2 separate regions of the Homo sapiens genome follow, and region 2 is linked to region 1. A link is a contact called in ENCODE Hi-C or POLR2A ChIA-PET data. All regions are on one chromosome and are shown on one strand. Each heading gives the region's core, a stretch centred on a gene start or an enhancer-like site at or near the end of the contact. The rest is flanking DNA. Distances are from core to core; before and after follow the strand shown.

What was found. A loop is a pair of places that touch in the nucleus more often than their neighbours do. ChIA-PET counts read pairs that join two places held with the same protein, here RNA polymerase II (POLR2A). Pooled maps may share reads with other maps.
Region 2: a loop to region 1 is called in a pooled map, with 2.5 times the contacts of the local background. The contact joins the enhancer-like site here to the promoter of TMEM273 in region 1. A Hi-C loop is called at or near these places in 1 of 37 single-sample maps with no recorded cell type and 9 of 50 pooled maps. POLR2A ChIA-PET finds 5 or more read pairs at or near these places in 2 of 52 experiments (CD8-positive, alpha-beta memory T cell and activated CD4-positive, alpha-beta memory T cell).

What each region holds. Positions count from the first base shown.
Region 1 is chr10:49,184,447-49,191,999 of GRCh38, forward strand. TMEM273 (transmembrane protein 273) reads right to left here and starts at 3,945. Exons shown (of 7, transcript NM_001288740.3): 1 at 3,848-3,945. The coding sequence starts at 3,890. RefSeq lists enhancers at 5,774-5,933, 6,394-6,613.
Region 2 is chr10:49,073,569-49,081,121 of GRCh38, forward strand. VSTM4 (V-set and transmembrane domain containing 4) reads right to left here. Exons shown (of 8, transcript NM_001031746.5): 4 at 3,651-3,758. Among named protein-coding and RNA genes, the nearest start is that of VSTM4, 38 kb to the right of the region's middle. Within about 2 kb of position 3,748, at least 2 of the 41 ENCODE cell types and tissues checked have a DNase peak (open chromatin) inside an H3K27ac peak, as active enhancers do.

The sequences.
Region 1 (7,553 bases), core at 2,695-5,194:
CAATAATCAAATACAACTTGGGAGAAAGGTATATAAAATCAGAAATCTACAGAAAAGGAGAATGGGCTGTCTGATAATGCAGAGAAAGTAGTTATTCCTAGTAGTGATTAGGAACACACAAACTAAAATAAAAACTTTGAGATAAAATTTTATACCTCTCTAATTGTCAAGAATTGAGAAGTTGGGCAGTATCAAGTATTACTGAGTATGTAAGGAACAGATATGGCCACAACCCCCTGGTGGAGAGCAATTTGGCAATATCCAACAAAAGGAGAATTGACACGACATTTCCCCTGCCAGGGGTGTCTGCTAGAAAACCAGCTGCAGGTGGGTTCCAGGAGGTGGGGCGAGAGGGCTCATCGAAGCCTCAGCCATCAGGCTGCAAGTTAGAGACAACCTAAATTCTGACAGTATGGGAATGGATAAATAATCAGATAAATGGCAGTGTTTCTGTGGAAACTTGTAGAGTAGTTGGGATGAATGCATTTGACCCATATTATCAGAACGGGTAGATAATGCAACGTGTTCAGTATGCTATGGCGGATTCCTGCAGTTTTTAACAGCTGCAAAGTAACCCAGGAAGGAAGCACAGCCAACCCTGGGGTGCCTCTCCCTCTGGGGAGGGAGGAAAACAAGAGGAGGAAGAGAGCCAAACTCCACCTCTTATGTTCTGTTTCTCTGATGGATACATTGATTTAGCTACCTACCTTTAAATATATATCTAGAAAAAAATTTAACATTTGGTAATTCAGAGTGTTGGCTCCATAAATGTCTGTTCCATTAATCTCAGTGTTTGAAAATATTTAAAGAATATTCAAATACTGTTTCTTTAAAAACTTTCTACCTACTCTGTGTGTGGGAAAGACTGGCCTGGCTTCTCATCCCAGGGTCCCCCGGTCATACTTGGGATCCTGGATGCCACAGAGGGACTGGACAGAGAGTGCCCCCATAGCCCCCAAGTCCCCTGAGGTACAGTTCTCATACACCCTGGGTGACTGGCCTGGTCACCCACCCTCACAGACCCCCATCTGCCAGTAGATTGCACTAAACAGTGCTCTAGGCCCCTTTCTCCAGTCAATAAAGGGGAAGCCCAACGTTTCCTTCATTTGCTTTCAACAGGCTGTCATATTCGCTTTTTGTTCACAAACATTTACTTACTGGAATTAACAACATATACAATCATTATGAAAAATGCCAATACAGAGAAATTAAGATGCTGTATAATTCTTTTTCCTAAGAAGATAAAGGATAGCCGGGCACGGTGGCTCACGCCTGTAATCCCAGCACTTTTGGAGGCCGAGGTGGGCGGAACACCTGAGGTCAGGAGTTCAAGACCAGCTTGGCCAACATGGAGAAGCCGCATCTCTACTAAAAATACAAAATTAGCCAGGTGCGGGGGCATGTGCCTGTAATCCCAGCTACTCGGGAGGCTGAGGCAGGTGAATTGCTTGAACCCAGGAGGTGGAGGTTGCGGTGAGCCGAGATCGCGCCATTGCACTCCAGCCTGGGCAACAAGAGCAAAATTCCATCTCAAGAAGAAGAAGGAGGAGGAGGAAGAGGAGGAGGAGGAGGAAGAAGAAGAAGAAGAAAAAGAAGAAGAAGAAGAGGAAGAAGAAGAAGAGGAAGAAGAAGAAGAAGAAGAAGAAGAAGAAGAAGAAGAAGAGGAAGAAGAAGAAAAAGAGGAAGAAGAAGGAGACTAAACACATGCAAAATATTACTACGGAACTCTAACCTGTAACTATCACTTCATCACTTCTGTTTCATCCGTGTCAGCTCATAGAAAGGCATGTCTTTCAACTAAATATATTGGATATTGTTGGAAATACTAAAGCATAATTAACTTAGTCAAATTCCTACTGATAGTCTCTTGTTTCTGGTTCCCACCGTGGTTTCGGCAGTGTTGAATAATACCCTGTGAAATATTTTGGGAGGGTTTTACCATATTATTTCATCAGGTTATATTCCTGGAGGTGGAATTTCTGGGTGAAGGGTTATGAACATCTTACATTTCGCTTACATTGACACCCAGATTTTGCCAAATTGCCCTCTGGAGAGAGTGAATAAATGAGTCCCCTCATATCCAATAGTGAGTGCTCACCACTTATCACATCCCATGCTAAGTGCTTTAAATGTGGTAACAGATTTCATTTTCCCAATAGTCCTGTGAGGTGTCCCCAACTTACAGATGAGAAAACTGGGCACAGAGAGGATTAATTCTTTGTCCAAGTTTTCCAGGCTGGTAAACAACAGAACAGGGATGAACATTTAAGGAGTCTCGTACTGGATACCCACTCCTAACCACTGTGTACCTCTATCAATAGTATATGAAAGCAGAAACGAGCTGTGATGCCTTGGCCCAGTGATTAAAACCTTATCTATAACATGCAGGTAATTGTGGCACCTATTGCACAGAGTTGCTGTGGGAACCAAATGAGCTCATGTAACATCTTCAGCAGAGCACCCAGCACATCGACACACTAAAAAATGCGAGGAGGTGTTAGATCTTTTATTATTTGTGAGACTGGACATTTTAAAGTTTTATTGTCTGTGATTCTTCAATGAATTGCCTGTTTATATAATTTGCACATTTTTCATTGGATTTCTTAAATTTAACTTCCTTTTTTTGTACCAGGACAGACTAGTTTGTTTATCTAGGTAAGTCAAAAGCAGAAATAAGGGTTACAACTTCTCTTACCTTCCACCACGTCTCTGGGCAGGCACACTGCATCTAACCACCGTGCACACCCTTAATCGCTGCTTGCTGGTGCCTGACATCCCTTCACAGTCACTGCCAACGGCCCGTTTCCATGTGTAAACTGATGGATGATGTGGCTGGCTGTCTGTCTGACATGCTGACTCCCAAGGCCAAAGTCTTTGCTCTCCCCTGCTTAGTGCAGACTTTAGATGGAAACCTGCCCACAGCACTAACTTTGCCCGCATTCAGGATACAACCTATTGGTCTGGAGACACAAGATTTAATCTGGAGACAGACTGCTTCCCATTGAGTCTCGGCCCAGTGCAAGTTCTGGGAAGGAACGTCTTTGTATATATGAGGGACGTATGCTGCCTTTTTAGGAAACAACAGTTGATATCAGAGGGGACTTCGTAAAGGCATGTGTCTCTCTCCATCTCTGTCTCCATCTATGCATATTTCTAACCATCTCTCTATGTCTCTGTCTGTCTCTCTCTCTCTCTCTTTGAGTTTCTTCCTCTCTGTCTACTTCTCTGACTTTATATTTCTCTCCTCCATTTGGCCCTACTTTGTTTTAGTCTTTGCCTCTCTCCTTTCTTCCTTCTTTCAAGGAATGCATTAAAGATAATTTTTAAAAACAAAGATACCTCTGAGTAGCAAAGAGTCTGCTTCACTGCATGAGAATTCTGATTCAACATTAAATGTATACCAGTATCTACATGCCTACATGTTCTCATTCTATGTCAGTATTTTGATTTGACTTAATTAAATTTAACTTAACTCTCTTGAAATCCCAAAAAGTAAACATGATTATCTCCCATCTCATTGGTTCAGAAAGTTAGGGAGTTTCAGAAGCTTATTCTAGTTTATCAGCAATGGAGCCACAGTTTACACCCAGATGTTTCTAGATCCCAAGCCCGAAGCTCCTTCTGCCATGACCCTTCCTATTCTCCTTTAGCCCAGAAGCATTTGTAAGTTGCAGCTGGAATGAGACAAACAAGATCATTGCTCACTACCAGATCAAAGTGAGAAACATCATCTGTGTAAAGGGACAGAGTTATGTTTTAGGGATCAAGCCCCAGTGGGCTAAGGCTCCCCCAGTTTCCTGCCCACTGAGGCTCCCCCGGGCCAGAGACCCCCGCAGTCCCCACTTACCCAGGAGGAAGAGGATCCTCAGCATGCTGACCCCCAAGTTCATGCTGGCGCTCTGCTCTTGGCTCCTGGCTCCTGGCTGCTGGCAGCGCAGGCACAATGAGCCATGTGACCCAAGGCTCTGGGGACAGGACAAGACCCACGTGACTGATGGGGAAGGAAACCACTGTCACAGCCAGGAGGCTGTTCAGTTCCTCTCAGCCTCTCTGAAGACAGGGCTGAAGGAAGCCCCTGTCATTCTGGACTCCACCAGAAGCTGGCTGTGATTAGACCCATTGTACATGCTGGGGTATTATACCCAGTGTTCTCTCCTATAATCTTCCCCACAGAGTGTGGGAACAAAGCTCGGTAAGGTGCGGTTTCTTGCCTAATGACCCATGCTAGTAAGTCTCAGAGAGGAATGTGGGCAAAGCCGGTCTGCCCTGCAGTCCAGCCCTTGCAGTAGCCTCTGCCTTGGAGCAGAAATAGGAAATGCCCCTCCAGCCAATAGTCCAGCTCGGTCACTGTTTTTGTGCCATGGGAGCCTCTGAGTCTAGGAATGCCTATCACTCTCTTCTCAGAATAAGATTTTTAAATCCCCAAACTAAAATAGATAAGGATCATAGTAGAAATCAGTAGTATTAACACACAGTTATCAAAATATTTTGTTAAACTTGTGAAGTAGAAATATACATGCTTATTTATCCACACAGTAAATAGCAAGATCTGGCAGCAGATGAAACAGCTACCACCATCTCGACATGGTGATAAATGGAATCGATATTGAGAGATACCTGTAACAGCTGGAATGTGGATGGAAAGACCTGTGATTCCTACCAGAAATAAAGTTACTGGGTGGTAATGTTTCTGTGGTTCGTTTGCCACACTACTATTAGAAGAAGATGCTAAGTGTTCCTTAGAGGTTAGAGAACAGAGATGTAATTTTTTTCCCATCCAAGTTTACAGGCCCCATGTCCAGGTCCTTAGCCTGGAGGAACTTTGGTAGTCACACAGGCTCAGCCAGCAGGCTGAAGGCCTTATGCTCCTGTACTCCTTTATACCTGCACGTTGTCACAATGCTTAGATGTTCAGCCAAAAACCCAAATGTGCAGGAAATGTCACTTTTTAAAATATAAATCAACTTAATGACAAGTCTTGAGTCCCCCACCCAACTGAGCTGGCAGAAATCGAGCTCTTTTCATTCTTGGGCTCCCTCAGTCAAATCCCTAACGGTAGCAGCCAACACCGTGAGCACTTGCTACTGAGCCCAATGCCATCTTAGCATGCAACCTGTCCAAGTCCACGCAGCAGTAAATGTGAGAGCTGGACTCGAAACCCAGGCCTTTGGCTGGCAGCCTATGCCCCTCAGGCTGCATGTGCCCTCTGTGTACAGGTACCATCCCCTGCCAAGGTCCAGCCAGAGGCAGTCCGATTGCCCTGGTGCCACAGATGCCCCCTGGGTTCTTCTGCATGGCTGCTGTGGCTCCTTCTGAGTTTCACATAAATAATGGACATGAGAGGAGAAGGCTGGTCATGAGAGAAGCAATTGGCTTCATCTGGGTGCCTTCAAGTTCCATCTGTCCACACTTTATTCATTTGATGAAATTAAGATCAGTTTCTACCTGCACCAAGAAACATACTCTCTTATTTCTCCTGGAATATGTGGAGTTTTCTTAATTTTGCCCCAGTTCATGGGAACATGTGTAAGAAAAATATTTCACTTTCCTCTAAGTGTATTGAAAGAAAATGCCAGTGCAGACCTGACAATCTGTAGACAGTGGCTGGGGACGGTGGAGCTACATTCAGGCCAGGCCCAGGGCTTCCAGCCACACCAGGCAGTTCTGTTTTTATATGAAATCAATAAGTTTCAAATGTCGGCAACTGATTTCAAAATACTTTCGCATGGGATGAGTCAACCTAAACACCAGCATGAACTTCTGCTCCCAAACACCTCTCCAAACATCCTTGGGAGCTCGACCTGTCCTACATACTCCCAGGAGGGGAAGCATCTGCAGCTACTTCTGCTTTCACTCTGCCGTAGCCTCCGAGTCTGGAAAATGCAGTCTGCTCCCTGCTTAGACAGGCAGAGGCTCAAAACGCCCCGTAAACTAGAATCTCACGAGATGCCCTGGCACCCAGCCACGGCACCTTGGCAAGATGGTGTGTGTCTTGTTGGCGTGGCACAATGCACCCAGAAGAGCGGATGCCCCACCCTGTACCCCTGTAATGAACGCCCAGTTCTGACCGTGAGGCTGCTCCTGGCACTGGCTCACACTGGCCCAGGAGCTTGTGAGGGCAGGGCCCAGGGCACCTGGCCTAGCACCTGACACAGTGCAGGCTCCTAGCGGTGTTTGTTGAATGAAGAATTCAATTCACCCCATCTATTTGGGAGGCTGAGGCAGGAGAATCGCCTGAACCCGGGAGGCAGAGGTTGCAGTGAGCCGAGATTGCGCCACTGCACTCCAGCCTGGGCGACAAGAGTGAAACTCTGTCTCAAAAAAAAAAAAAAAAAAGAAGTCGTTTCACTTTCTTATCTCATGCTCAGCCGGCCTAGCCTCCAGCCCACCTGGCAGGAATATTTTCCAGGTCATCTAGGTGAGGAAGGTCACTGCACTGACAAGCAGAAAAGAATGAGCCCCACTCCGGCAGCTCTGACATCCTGCCCCTCACTCGGATGTGGGGCCTCTTCCAAGGCCACCAAGCCTGGGACTCTTCTGTCCTTAGCACTGCACCCTCAGGACCAGCCAGGGAGCTCGTAGAATTCATGTCTCATGTGAACGCCTTTAGTGCAAGTCACAAAAAACTGCCAAACACCATCATTACGCATCAGATTTTTACAAATTTAAAGATAGGGAGGATTCAGCACGCAGATTTGTTTATTGGCCTTACATAGAACTGTGCACCCAACAATTAGAAAATAGCCATTCAATTCAGCATGCATGCAACATTTATACCCCAAAACGGTCTCACACTGGGCCATAATACAAGTCTCAAAAATTTCAAAGAAAAGGTGACATATAGACCATATTTTCTTACCACAAGGTAATTGAATTAAACGACAGTAACAAAAATACATGATAGAAATTTCCATTGGTTTGGAAATTTTAAAACATTTCTAAGTAACTCATAGATCAAAGAAAAAATTACAGTGAAAATTACAAATAGCTGGAACTGAATGATAATGAAAATGTTGCACATGTGATTTTGCAGAATGCAAGCCGGGTAATAATTAAAAGGAAATGCATAGATGTAAATACTTAGAAAAGAAGAACTGAAAAAGGAATGAGATAAGCAACCAGTCAGAGAAGTTTGAAAAAATTATAAGCCCAGAAAAAAGGCAGAAGAAAGGAAGCAATAAATATGAGAGCAAAAATGAATGAACCAGAAGCAAGCAAAGATACAATGGGGAGGATAAACACATCTTAAAAGTTTTTTCTGAAAAAACTAATAATATGAAAAATTCCTCACAGAATGGATTTAAAAAGAGAGAAGACAAAAATAAATAATATTAAGAATAAATAAGTCCAAAAAGGTAGCAATAATGGCATTATTTGCAATCTTATGCCAATGAATTTGAAAACTTTGATGAAATGGACACAATCTCAGGAAAGTGTAACTTACTGAAATGTGCTAGACAAAAACAGCAAGACAGAAAGGTCCTGATGCCTTTCAAAAGATTGAATCAAATAGTTAAAAATCTTGCCACAAAGAAAATATCATTCCAAACTAT
Region 2 (7,553 bases), core at 2,498-4,997, 110 kb before region 1:
CCTCCAATTCAATGGACCTGGGAATAATCAGCTCAAAGCCCATGGTTTCCAGGGGGAACAATCCTGCCCTTCCCCCAACCACAGGACAACTTGGAACGCTCAGGGGATGTTCTGATTATAGCACTGATTGGGGACAATCCTTGACCATTGATAGGCCATGGCAGGGAAGCTTGACATCTGTGATATATAGGAAAGTCCACAAATGAAGATTTCTCCTATAGACTTTGAGTAACCCTCTTGACATTCATGCAGAAAAGAGGAAACCCATTCATGAGAGCCTGGAAGCTAAGTCCAATTTATGTGGAAACACAAGGTGTGTATTTTCTCCATGCTAATGCACAATGAATGTTTAAAGGGTGTGCAAATTGGCTGAAGAGTGTTTTCTTTCATTAAAAACCCTACCAACAGTTGGGATGTTAGGAATCCCATCACCATGGGCAGTGCCTCTCCTGGATATTACAGCCCATCTGTGTCTGTCTATGCTGATCCTTGTCCCCTGCATGTTGAGTCTTCGCATATACAAACAGGTGCTTATCTAGCGTTTATTTCAAGCGTCAAATATAAAGGATTATTATCTTCTCTGAAATTCACACTGATTCAAAGAAGAGGTGTAATACTAGAATTTGTCTCAGTGTGCTATAAATTGCTTTCCTCTGATTTTTCCTTTAATTATAAAGCATTAAGTTGATTTGAGGGGGTACACATAGTATAGCTCATCTATGAATTTCATTTTAAAATAGTAGAGATCATTCCAAAATACTTGTTGTAAAAGCAGGATGCTTGATGGGATAGAGGTAAGAAGAACAGCTCTAAGGCCTTGCTACTCCAAGCATGGCCTCACACCAGCAGCAGAGCTGGCTGGAAATGTAGGATTGCAGGCCTGCCCCAGACATCCTGAATCAGAATCTGCATTTGAGCAGGTTCCCACGTGAACGGTCTGCTCCTGAAGTTTTGGGGAGGGCTGCTCTAAGACTCCTGGGCCCAGCTGAAGGAGACTACCTAGGCCCATCATGCACGGTCCTCCATCCTTGGCCCCACAGTGAGTTGAAAGATGCCTGGCTCCTGGAGGTGCATGGGGCAAGACCTGCCCTGCCAATGGGAGTTGCACTCAACCAAAACCAAACTACTAGGAGATGCAGGTACTGGCTAGAGCTGTCTTGGAAGAGCCTCAGCAACAACTGCCATGGAGGGCTAAAGAAAAATTCCCTTGGCAAGGTCAGCCCCCGATAGCCAAGGTTTTCTTGAATAGAAACATGAGAGGCTTGGGAACCCAGCTTGGAAACTGCCTATGTTGCTTCCACACTCCAGCAGTTGAGAGGCTGGGGCTCAACTTCACCCTACCGCTCCCTGGTTTCAGGGCCTTCTCAAGCTCCTCAGCTGTGCTGTCAGGTAAGAGCATTGTCGCTCTCATCCAGGGTCACATAAGCACATGGAGGGGCCATATGAGGTGCCTGGCCCACAGCGGGTGCTCAGACAACGCTCTGGACAGCTGTGGTTTGGGGAGGGTTTTCAGGCACTGTGCACAGGTGCAAATGGGACCATCTGAGGCCCACTCCAGTGGGGATGAGGCAGCTGGGATCCCCATTCTCTGAAGCCTCTCTGTGAGGCCTGGAGGAGGATGCCAGGTGCTTGCACATGTCCCAGTCTGCCCTTCTTGGCCCTTCTTTGTTTCCCTGATCCTGTCTAGGGCCTAGCAGGGCCTGCAGCCAGTGCAGACTCTCGATCATGCCCCTGAGCCCAGGCAAAAGTGCCTTCAGAGCATACCCAGCTTGGAAACTGCCTATGTGGCTTCCACACTCCAACAGTTGGGTGTAAGGCAGGTGGGAAATAAACCCATTTGTCCACCATGTGCTGAGCATCTGTCCTGAGCCACATTCCAAGGAGAATGAATTGAATGTGTGGTCCCTGCCTCTCACACTGTCCTCTTGAAGGAAGGCCCATGCCAAGGCACAAGTGCAATGTGCCACAAGCTCACAAGAGTATTCAGGGGTTGAGAACAGGAAAAAGCTGCATTGCCACTGATGAGGGAGGTGGGTATTGCAGGGGAAGGCCCTGGAGCTGGCTTTGAAGGACAGCATAGAGACACAGGCAGAGGCTGGTGGGAGAGCACAGGCTCCAGAGGAAAGACACCCATGCTACAGCCTCTGCCCCATTGCCGATTGTGGAGCATGCTGGAGTTCTCCACTGCCCTCTGGATCCCCGTCCACCTTTGTCCAGCCTGCTCAGCCCTGGAGGCACCTTCCTGTTCCTGACCCCCTGGCTTCTGGTGGGTGGCACCAAGGGCAATAGCAGCAGGAGATCCAAAGTGGGGAGGGGAGAGGGCCTGAGGAGTGTACCATCCTGGCTCCCTCCCAGCTGCCTCCTGGTTTGTCAGGAGCTGAGTCCCTCTCTGCAGACCCCTGATGGTGACACCTCTCCCAAAGCTGCAGCTAACGCATGGTGCATTCCAGGAACCTCCCCTCTCCTTGTCCCTTAAGGTCTAGGATGGAAACAGCATCCCATGGGTACTTGTCATTGGATGTGTCACCTCCCTCATTGTCCCTTAGGCTTGCCCACACCCCTGCATTAATGCTGCACAGAGTCACTGTTGGAGTGGCCCCTCAAACTGTGACCACTGAATCTAATATTTCCAAGCTCTATGACCTTGAGCTAACAGTGACAATTATTGTGTATAATTAGAGCCATATGTCAACATAAAAGCAGGACATTCGCTGGAGCCTGTGTTACAGGTTTTAGCATCTTTCTTTTGGTAACTTAGTCCTCACTATGAGCCTGAGACTGGTGCACTCCTGCCTCCTCCATGTCGCAGATGAGGAAAGCAGGCACAGAAGGAGGTTGTCAGCCTGTAAGTAAGGGAGCCACTGGAACCGGAGTCGGTCCATTTCCAGAGCTCGGCTCTTACCCTGGTCATCTCTGGGAGCCACAGTGTCCCCAAGCTGTTTTGGAGATTCTGAAGCAGGATGCAGGGAGAGGCTCTCAAAGGAGACCTCCAACAGGAGCTGCTGGGCAAGTGAAATCGGGGCTCGGGGAGAAGCAGAGACTCTCGAGAAATCAGGCAGTGTTCATAGAGATATGAGAGTCATGAGAACTACACTTTCCTGAGAGGAAGGCAGGAAGGGGCTGAAGGCAGAGTGCAGAGAAACAGGGACACCAAAGTGAAAGGAGACGGAAGGGAACTCTCAGACTGGTCAGGGAAAGAACTGGGGAGACTTCCCAAGTGCCACCTGCCTGCCAGTGAACGCTCATAAGAACATTCCACTGAGGGAAGAGGGTGTCAATCTCCTTTCATAAATGAGGAAACCCATGTTCAGAATGGCTCGGGAACTTGCCCAAAACCTCAGCCTCAAACTGCAGAGTCAAAATCCAACCCTAGGCTCATCTGATGCCACAGACTCTTCAGGGAGATTGACAGCAGGAAGGGGCCTCAGAAACCGAGAAAGGGGAAATTCAGTGATGTCAATGATGGCCACAGTGTATTTTAGCAGAGTCCAAGGGAAACACAGCTTGCTCACTTTGCCCACAGTCACAGGTAAATAATCCCTGACTCACAATGCACTTTTCCACCAAGGTGGTACTTTGTCTAGCATCTTCCGCCCGTCTGTGGTCGGGGTGTGCTCCCATCCCAGACATGACCTTATCTGTTTTCTTACCTCTGGATTTCCGCTTGTTAAACACAGACTGCCAGACGATGACCAGCATGAAGAGCAGAATGCTGAGGATCCCCACGCAGCACACGAGGACAGCATACACATAGAGATCTGAAAGGCAAGGACAGACACGTGAGTCAGCCTTCTGGGGGCCGCAGCAGAAGTGCGCTGGCAAGAGAACAATCAGAATTGGAATATTTGAAATCCCAGTGCTACAGTCAACAAGGCAGTGTGGTATTGGTGCAAGGACAGACACAGATCAATGAAACAGAACAGAGAGCCCAGAAATAGACCCACACAGGCATGCTCAGTTGATTTTTGACAAAAGTGCAAAAGTAATTCAACGGCGGAAGGACAGTTTCTTCAATCAATGGTGCTGGGTCAATGGGACTTCCACTGGCAGAAAATAAAACTAAAATAAACCTCACCTTTTATTCAAAAATTAACTCAAAATGAACCACAAACCTAAATGTAAAATGTAAGCTAGAAGACTTCAGAAAAAACCCACAAGAAAAATCTTTGGGATCTAAGAATAGACAGAGTTCTTAGACTTGACACAAGAGGCACCGTCTATATTAGTAAAACTTGACATACTATACTTGACTTTACCAAAATTAAAAACTGATGTTCTGTAAACAAACATATAAAGAGGATAAAAAGTCAAACAGACTGGGAGAAAATATTTGTAAACCACATATCCAACAAAGGACTACTATCCAGACTCTAAAGAACTCTAAAAACTCAACAGCAAAAACCACACAATCCTGTTGGAGAAATGAAAAAAAAAAAAATACAGACATTTCACTAAAGAGAATGTACAGGTGGCAAACAATCCCATGAGAAAATGTTTGACTTCTATCGCTGTTAGAGAAATGCAAAATGCAACTACAGTAAAATATCCCTCATGCCTTTCAGGGTGGCTAAAATAAAAAATAGTGACATCCCCAAATGCTGGCAAGGATACAGATAAACTGGGTCACTCAGACGTGGCTGGTGGGAATGTAAAGAGGCTCAGCCACTCTAGAATAGAGCTTTACAGTTTCTCAAAGGAGACACCTGTAACAACCATTCAGCCCAGAAATTGCATTCCTTGCATTTGTCCCAGAAAAATGACAGCTTAAGTTCACATGGAAAACTGTACATGTATGTTGGGTAGCCAAAAACTGGAAACAGACCGGATATCCTTCAGCAAGTGAATAGTTAAACAAAGTGTGGTACATCCACACCACAGCATCCTCAGAAATAAAAAGAACAAACTATCGACACACACACCAACCTGGATGAATCTCCAGAGAAGTACGCTGAGTGAAAAAAAAAAAAAAATCCCAAAAGGTTACATTCTTGATATGACATTCTTCATCAATGTAACATTCTTGATATGACAAAATTATAGAAATAGAGAACAGATGAGTGGTTGCCAGCAGTTAAGAAGGGGGTGGTGGTGAGAAGAAAATGGGTTTGGCTACAAGGGCCACTTATAATGACAGAAATATTCTGTATCTTGACTGTATGGATGTTAATATCCTGTTTGTGATATTGTTTTATGGTTTTGCAAAATGCTATCATTGGGAGACATTAGGTAAAGGAAACAAACTGGTACAAGGGATCTCTGTGTATGATTTTTTAGAAATTGATTTTTTCTTTCTTGCCCTGTGGCCCAGGCTGGAGCGCAGTGGCATAATCTTGGCTCACTGCAACCTTCTCCTCTCAGGTTCAAGCATTTCTCCAACCTCAGCCTCCTGAGTAGCTGGGGCTACAGGTCCACGCCGCCACACCCAGCTAATTTTTGTATTTTTGGTAGAGACAGGGTTTCACCATGTTGGCCAGGTTGGTCTTGAACTCCTGACTTCAGGTGATCCCCCCACCTCCACCTCCCAAAGTGCTGGGATTACAGGCATGAGCCACTGTGCCTGGCCAGAAATGGATATTAATCTACAATAATCTCAAAATAAAAAGTTGTCTAAGTTGAACAGTTAAACCATGTTCATGTACATACATCTCTTTTAGAGATAAGGTCTCACTCCGTCACCCAGGCTGGAGTGCAGTGATAAAATCACAGCTCACTGCAGCCTTGAACTCCTGGGCTCAGGAGACCTTTCCGCCTCAGCCTCCTGAGTAGCTAAAATTACAGGCATGAGACTCAGTGCCCAGCTACATATACTTACATTTCTTAAACTCTAATAATCAACGTTATCATTAGTCTGATCAATACAATGCCAAGCTGCTCAGAAAGTGAAAAGGGAAGCCAAAAGCATTATTCTAACCATCTTTGAAGAAAAATGCCACAGGCATTTATTTGAACTTAGCAAAAATGTTTCTCTGTTGACTTAACTTTCTACAACCAACAGACATTTACTATCAGCCATGGTCAGTACTTTCCTGAGTCCAAGAAAGATAAAAATGCACACACAAAGGCTTTCTCTTCAAGAAATAGAGGACCACTTAGTAAGTGTAACAATAAGAACGTGTGTCCAATACCAGGAACACTCAGAGACACCCAGCCCAGCCTGGGGAGGCTGAGAGAAGCTTCCAAGAGGGCTAGAGTTCTGCACCGAGTTGTATTTAAAATAACAAAAAATACAAAAATGTATAGAAAAAAAAGCCATCGGCCATCCTGTCACCCTGAGATAACTACTATTAATAAATATTTGGTATACTTTATGATGAATATGCATATATTTTTAAATTGAGATCATATACTTTCACATCTTTTTTCAATTTCTCTCATTTTCTCAATAAATTCTTTTCAAAAATGATTCAGAATCATTTTGAAAAATATGATAAAAGTTTATCATATTAATATATCAGCAATGATTTAACAATCTCTTACTATTGGCTACTCAAAGTGTTTCTACCTGTTCCCCATCATAAATAATTCTGTGGTGAGCATTCATGAACTTAAACCTTAGTACAACTTTCACAATATGTTCTCAAGATTAAGTTCCTAGAAGTGGAATAGCTGAGTCAACAGGAAAAGAACATTTGTAAAGCCCTTGTGGCGTGGAGAAGCAGTTAGTTAAGTGCTTAAGCTGAAAAAGCAAGCCTACTGGGAGTAGCAGGTGGCTGGCTCCCAGGGAGAGCCTGGAGAAGCAGGTCAGGCTTATGGTTAATGAGAAGAAAGGGGGCATGAAATGGAATCAGACATTCAGGTTCCTTTTGACTCTCCCCTCCCTGGCCTAGGCCCCAGGGAAGCCCAGCAGAACCTCTGCCCCTGGAGTCTATGAGATCTTCCTGTGTTCTTAAGGCAGTCAGCATTTTTGCCTAAGCTAGTTTGAATAGATTTCTGCTCTTGGCAATTTAGATGTCTGGACTGAAAATAAAATAAGTAGAAAGTGCCTTAGGGCAAGGTAGCAGGTGAAGGGTGCATCTGCACTAACATTTAAGGAGAGAGGGGCAGGTGTGTGGAAGGGAGTCTCCTACAAAGGATCAGAGCTAGTCATGGATGCAGAGGAGGGCTGGGGCGAGAGTTCTGGAAGCCCAGAAGAAAGCACTGTAAGAAGGATGCCTTAATAGCATCAACTGCTGGAAAACATCCACTCTGTTTTGCTCCTAGGAAGCTACTGGGAAAGTCTTGGAGGAAAGCCCTGTCAGTAGGCTGGTGGGGGCAGAGTCAGGTTAGAGAGGTCCAGAAGCTGATGGAATGTGAGGAGCTTGAGAAAGTTCTCACATAGCTAAAAATCAAAACTGCCTTTCTAGTAAATGCCTGTGTCTCTGATGTGTGGGCTCTGTAGATTAACAGGGTGGAGAACTCTGTGAGGGGTCAGAATTAGGAGAGAGGCTGCAGCATCCATTTAAACAGTGTGAAACTCAGCAACAGGACTCTTGGATTCTGGACAAGACACTTCATGACGAACTCAGGGACAGAGCAAAGTTCACAGACCAGGATTTGTGGCAGGATCCCAGGGC